Linked DNA regions of Homo sapiens: region 1 is linked to region 2. Evidence: chromatin loops called from intact Hi-C (ENCODE). Cell type or tissue: GM12878. All regions are shown on one strand. Links, peaks and the distances in the headings refer to the core of each region. The heading gives the core; the rest is flanking DNA.

Region 1 (2,920 bases), core at 132-2,631, 140 kb before region 2:
CATTTTGACTTTTATAAGTCACTAGAGTTAACGGCAACTTTGTTTGCAAATGATAACTTTTTGTAACATTCAGAAATCTAAGCAAATGCCAACTAAATGGGGTGAGGGGCTTAGTAAACCTGTGCAAGCCATGTTATTTCTGGCAAGGATCTGATCAAAGGAAAAGAGTCTTCCTGTTACACACATTTAGGCACTGTGGCAGAACAGGGAGGAGCCGAGGGATATCCAGGAAGGGGTGCCGCAGAAGAGTCGTTTGCTGTTTGAACTGTGTTTCTCAGTCAAGAAAGGAGTTCTCTATTTTAAACTTCAAAGGTAGCTACTTTGCGTTTGTGCTACAGAGCACTGTTATATGTGAGATGCTAGCTTTACACTTTTAAACCAAGAATAGTTAGTCCTTGATTAAGTACCCATAATTTTGTTCATTGTTGATATTATTTTGAACCTCTTTTAGAGCCTGGAGAGGAGGTAGGGAAGAAATAACTTTGAATTCAAGTGGTTTATCCACAGATCCAAGAGTCACCACAGAGTAAATTGCTTTAGTTAATTACGTAAGTTTAGAAAAGGGCCTTGGACTTTAGAGTTCCAAGCTACAGTTTTTCCCATGGAAAAGCAGGAGATTGTTTTAGTAAACGAAGAAGAAAAACTGAGGGTCCTTATTTTAAACATACCATTATCTTAGAATGTTACAGAGAAAAAAAATTGATGAAATTATTATTAACCTGAAGGCCAGAGGCAAAATTTAAATCCTAAAATACTTGCTGTCTAGGAATCAAGGCTGCTCAGAGAAATCTAAGAATGGAGTAGTTTGAGAACAAAGAAACAAACATGTTTCACTCACACAAACAGAACAAGAAGAGCAATAAAGTATTAAGAAAAATTATCCAAAAATAGGGGGAAAAAATCAAAGAAGGGTGGGTGGTGTTTCCTTTCGATATCATGCTGGAGCATTGCTTAATAGGCCCACCCAAGGATTCTTTCATTTTCCTGGGGAATTTGCTTATGTTTGTCATTCCTTTTATAATTTTATTAGAGTGCAGACATTGTAAAGTTTCAGGTTAACTTGCATATTTCAGTCCAGTAGAGAAGATAATCCAAAAGGTTATAGTTTTATTCCCCTGTAGAACATTAACCAATTTAATACCTATTTTACTTATTTTACTTAAATGCCTGTAAAATGTCCAGTTCCTCAAAACTTCCCCCTTTGAGTAGCTTTACCATCTTACTGATTCCCTTATTAACAAATGAATGTATATTTGAGAACTAGTCCATCCATATTTGCATGAGAGTACTGTTTTTAACTTTCTGAAAATTAATCTTTAACTGTTTTGAAGGTCCCACTGACCTACCCGTGGAACTCATCTTCCAGAGCCAGTTCAACTGTGTTGCCTAAAAGTACATCTCACAAATTGTTAAAGTCCTGAAATGTCTTTTTTGGGTTCCTGGAGTGATTCCCAAGTGGCACCTACAACTTCACCTGTCTTGACTTTTTCTGGTCTTTTTCTCCTGATTTTGTATTTTCACTTTTGTTTCTTTACTTGACCAAGTTTGGCTCTGGGTATGATTTATCTGTGGCTGATGTGGTATTCCCCATAGACGGCAACAATGATTGAGAATCTGGTTTTGTCATCTGTCCATTTGGTGATCTCTTGGATAACAAGAATCTAGTCTCTCTAAGGTGAGAAACAGTAGATAATGTGGTTAATTAATTTTTGTTTGTCTTTTTGTCTACCCATGAGCTCAAATAAATATTGTATGTCTTCCAAAAAGGATAACAAATCTTTGAGATCCAGCCCGGTGAGTGTGTTTTTGTGTTTACTTTGACTCATGTCTGAAGTTATAGAACTGAAGCCATGGGCTCTCTGTATATCTGTAAGTGAAGAAAGCCTTTACCTCTCAGTACATAAATGTGAAATATTCTTCTACCTCTGGAGTGTATTAAGAAATTATGTCACAAAGTATTTTAAATTATGTTCTATGTTGTAATTAGCTTAGAGAGAATACGTGCTTAAATGAATCTATTATTTTCCCAGAATTCAGAATATTTTCCTAGAAAATAAACTAAAATTTTAATATTTTAAATATATTTTAAAGACTATACTTTAAGTATTTTTTAAAAGTATAAAAAGCCCTTTTTATAAAAATAATTAGCCCAAAAGCATTTTTATGTAAAAATCCAAGTTTACTGAATCAAGGTGAAATTTTTGTTAGGTCAAACTGGTTTGTTTGGCCATTTTGTTTCAAAATAGCCATATATATAGTTCCCCTGATCTTATTAGTGTATTAAGCGTAAGTATATATTTTAGTTTTATAAGATTTGAGGTGTTTCCTGATAAAGTGACTAGTTATTCTGAACTTCCTAAATTTCTTATATTGACTTACTGATCAAATTAGCTAATATGACTTCTACATAATCATGATTGTGAAAATTGTAAAATTATGTTTTCAACCAAATTGAAATACAATTTTAACAAAGTTTTAACACATTCTATAATGTTTCTGCTTAAAAATAACTTCCAAGATCCTTAGTTAATTTTAAGATGGACTAACATTACACCTAGTTAATTAATGGCTAATTGTTGGATGCCTAGATAATTTCCAAGTAAGATAGAATACTCCAAAATTGATCACCATATACATAGTATATATATATATATATATAGAGAGAGAGAGAGAGAGAGAGAGAGAGAGAGAAAGAGAGAGAGAGAGAAAGAGAGAGAGAGAGAGAGAGAGATTGAGAGAGAGTAAGAAACTATATGTACATAGTTTTTTACTTTTATATGTCATGGAGTGGCTACACCTTTCAGTCATGTTAATGAATATGCTCTTTTTTGCCACTTTAGAAAGGATTTGTGTGGCTATAGGGGATTGTATTGTGTATGTCATATCCTTGCAAGTCTGCTAAAATGCTTGTGTATGAACA
Region 2 (2,920 bases), core at 296-2,795:
AGAATCCAAAAAGGTCCATGTTTCCCCATCTCCCTTAATGTTTGGACTTTATTTAAAGACAGGAGTTTAATTCCCTAGTCTTGTCCTAGAAAATAGTTGGGCATTAGCATAGACAGTTCCTCACTGAGCTAGAAAATTGAAAGAATAAAATAAAATAAAGAGACTGGAGTGGCCCAGTTGTGTTTCTAATTCACTTTGCCTGGACTCCCTGTAAGTCTTCTCTAAGAAGAACCGTCCAGCCTTTTCTCAGGGACAGCATTAGTCCAATATTGTAATCGTCCAATGTTACAACATCCCTAAAGCACACACACTCTCAGGACCGTTCTGTTCTGAAGAACAAAGAACCTGACACACACCCTTTAGAAAAGAAAAGCACACCCTGAATGAGGAAAGAAGAGAGGGGTGCAGCAGATGATAGTCTGAAACACCATTCTGTAAAACCACAGACCTGCCATAAGAATAAACATTTCAGAGCAAGGTGAGTCTCCATTTAACAAGTCTCTCTGGCACTCCCTCAGCGCTCTCAACACTTAAAAGCCAAATTGGAGGCATCTGTGCTTCCTGCTGAGACATCCCACCTGGTTGTGGATAGCCCTTTCCAAACACTGGCCCAGGTTTGATCTCTCCCAGCCGCTAGGCCATATGAGAAAGCCCCAGGAGGGACTATGAACTCGGAATCTCAGCGTATCTCCCACTTGAACTTCCAAAGTTTATTTGGGAAAGACATTCTTTAGTTCCACCATTTTGTTAGTAAATTTGTTTTAGAGATTTTAGTGAGATCCAAAGCCACACATTAATACTGCCAAACTTTATGTCATAAATAAGTGTAATATTTCACATGGAAACCATTTGCTCTAGCATGTAAATGTACACCCACACACACACTTGCATAGAAGTTGTTTTAAAGGAGAACTGAGGCTTCCCCTTTTCCATGTATTTTCTCAGTATCCCGGGCATGGCACTGGTCACCAAACGTGTTCAACCAATCAGTGGGTCACTCTCTGACTCAATGAAACCCAGTTTGGACTCCCAAAATGCACTTTGGGTCAATGAGTCATAATAGCAAATATTCATATCAGGCTTGCTAAGTGACGGCACTGTTTTATGCTTTACACATACTAACTTAGTGGTTCTCAAAGTGTGATCTCTAGACCAGCAGCATCAGCAGCACCTGAGAACTTGTTAGAAATGCAAATTTTTGAGCCTTAGCCTAGAATCACTGAATCAGAAACCCTGGGGGTAGAACTCCATAACCAGTGTCTTAACAAACCCTAAAGTGATTCTCATGTACCCTGGGAGTTTCTGCTTCGATAAGTCTGGGGTACGGCTCGAGATTTTGCATTTCTAACAAGTTCTCAGATGATAGTGATGCTGCTGGTCTGGGGACCATGCTTGGAGAATCATTGGTATAGATCCGGAAACTGGGTTACAAGATTAAGTTGTCTAAGGTCACACAGTTATAACGGAAGAGCTGATGCAAACACAAGCAACCTGGGTCCAGCGTCTGGGTTCTTTCCTACTACACTAAATAGATGTCCTTTCTCATGAAGAATGGGAAGTGGCAGATAGGCTGTGAATGTGGTTGAGTGAAGGTTTTACTGTGTTCAGTGACCAAAGACATAGCAAACTGCATTCTACAAGAAAAAGTATTGTCTTGTTTCTCAAATCAATCAAAGACCATGGTAATAAGACTATAGGTTCCTCCTCATGAAGGTAAGTTGTGTTTCCTATGTTCTCTAGCTCCAGGCTGCTTCCCAGCTCTAAGCAAGTATTTTGCAAAAGTGTACTTTGCTCACAACATCACATCCATAAGTTTGGCTGATTTCAGACAAATCCATCCTTGAAATGAAAAATAATTTGATACTATAACACTTTGGAAGAGTGCTAAGTAAGCATCGTATTTTCTGATATGAACTATGACCATTCATGAGCATCATAAGGGTGAAGTTGAAATCAAATATGGACCGCTGGCATTGATGGGATGGACGAGGTCTTGTGTCCTGTGTGCTCAGCTGGGTCTCTGATGTCGGTTTTGGAAAACAGGCAGTGTCTGACTTCAGCTAGGTCTAGGCACCACTCTGAGGCTCGCTACCGTTACCCTGTGTATCCAACAGGACTGTGGGTAGGAACCAGTCATGACAGTTAATGACGGTAAAACGTCAGTGAGCTCTTAGAGACAGGAGCAAGAAACTGAAACGTAAAAATGATTCTTGTTATGGTGGTTGGAGAGAAAGGGCTGAGGTTGAGGGACAGAATAGAGGAAGGGAGCAGAGAGGAGGCAGGGTCAGTGGCTCCACTCCAGTCAGACTATAAACAGCAACAGACATTTCAGCCGTGTCTTGTGTAAGAGGCTCCATTGATTCACAAGGTTCCCTAACAGAAGGATGACGAGAAGCTGAGACAGAAAGGGCCCATTCATTCATGCAGAACACCAGCACTCAGCCCCATTGGCTCTCGCTAATGGCTCCAGGCTGATAGGGAGGAGGGGGAAGAGGCGGACGGTAGGAGGAGGTAGAAATGAAAGAAAATGATGACTACAAGATTGTTGTGAAGAAATGTACAGCTGCACAGGCAATTGCATGCAAATGTGGCTTCCCTTTTTAGCTGTATAGCTAATGTCCTCAGATTCATCTATTTTTCTCTTTCATGTTATCTTCCCCTCCTGTTCTTGCCTTGTCTTTTTCTGGGCTCCCCACTTTTTTTCCCTTTCCCATTCATCTTTCATCTTCCTTTCCCATTATTCCCTACCATGCTACTAATATCCACCTTTATTTTCTGTCCATTTTCACACATCTCTTCTTTCTTCCACCATACCCGCTTTATCATCTATTTTGTCCAATCGATTCCCGACAGACCTTGGCGCTTTAGTATTCTCTCCCACTCACCTGATAAGTCTTTCCCTCATTCATACTTTCTCTCT

Evidence for each region. A loop is a pair of places that touch in the nucleus more often than their neighbours do. Peaks named below come from ENCODE experiments on the same cell type or tissue, not always from the same donor. Only the 100,000 strongest peaks of a DNase experiment are listed, where the experiment ranks them.
Region 1: a loop joins it to region 2, with 6 times the contacts of the local background. A loop is called at or near these places in 2 of 110 quality-filtered maps.

Annotation. Positions count from the first base shown.
Region 1 is chr11:128,411,784-128,414,703 of GRCh38, forward strand. It overlaps LOC124902789 (a long non-coding RNA gene), which reads left to right and starts at 1,365. Exons shown (of 2, transcript XR_007062948.1): 1 at 1,365-1,675. In GM12878, for the core only: no CTCF peak of the experiment used is centred there; a DNase peak (open chromatin) is centred at 1,488; H3K4me3 peaks cover 761 bases; H3K27ac peaks cover 1,842 bases.
Region 2 is chr11:128,550,736-128,553,655 of GRCh38, forward strand. All of the region lies in intron 3 of ETS1 (ETS proto-oncogene 1, transcription factor), which reads right to left. Among named protein-coding and RNA genes, the nearest start is that of ETS1-AS1, 26 kb to the left of the region's middle. RefSeq lists enhancers at 274-815, 1,697-1,766, 1,879-1,968, 2,179-2,438, 2,449-2,558 and a cis regulatory region at 2,170-2,670. In GM12878, for the core only: no CTCF peak of the experiment used is centred there; DNase peaks (open chromatin) are centred at 1,306 and 2,386; H3K4me3 peaks cover 1,302 bases; H3K27ac peaks cover 2,500 bases.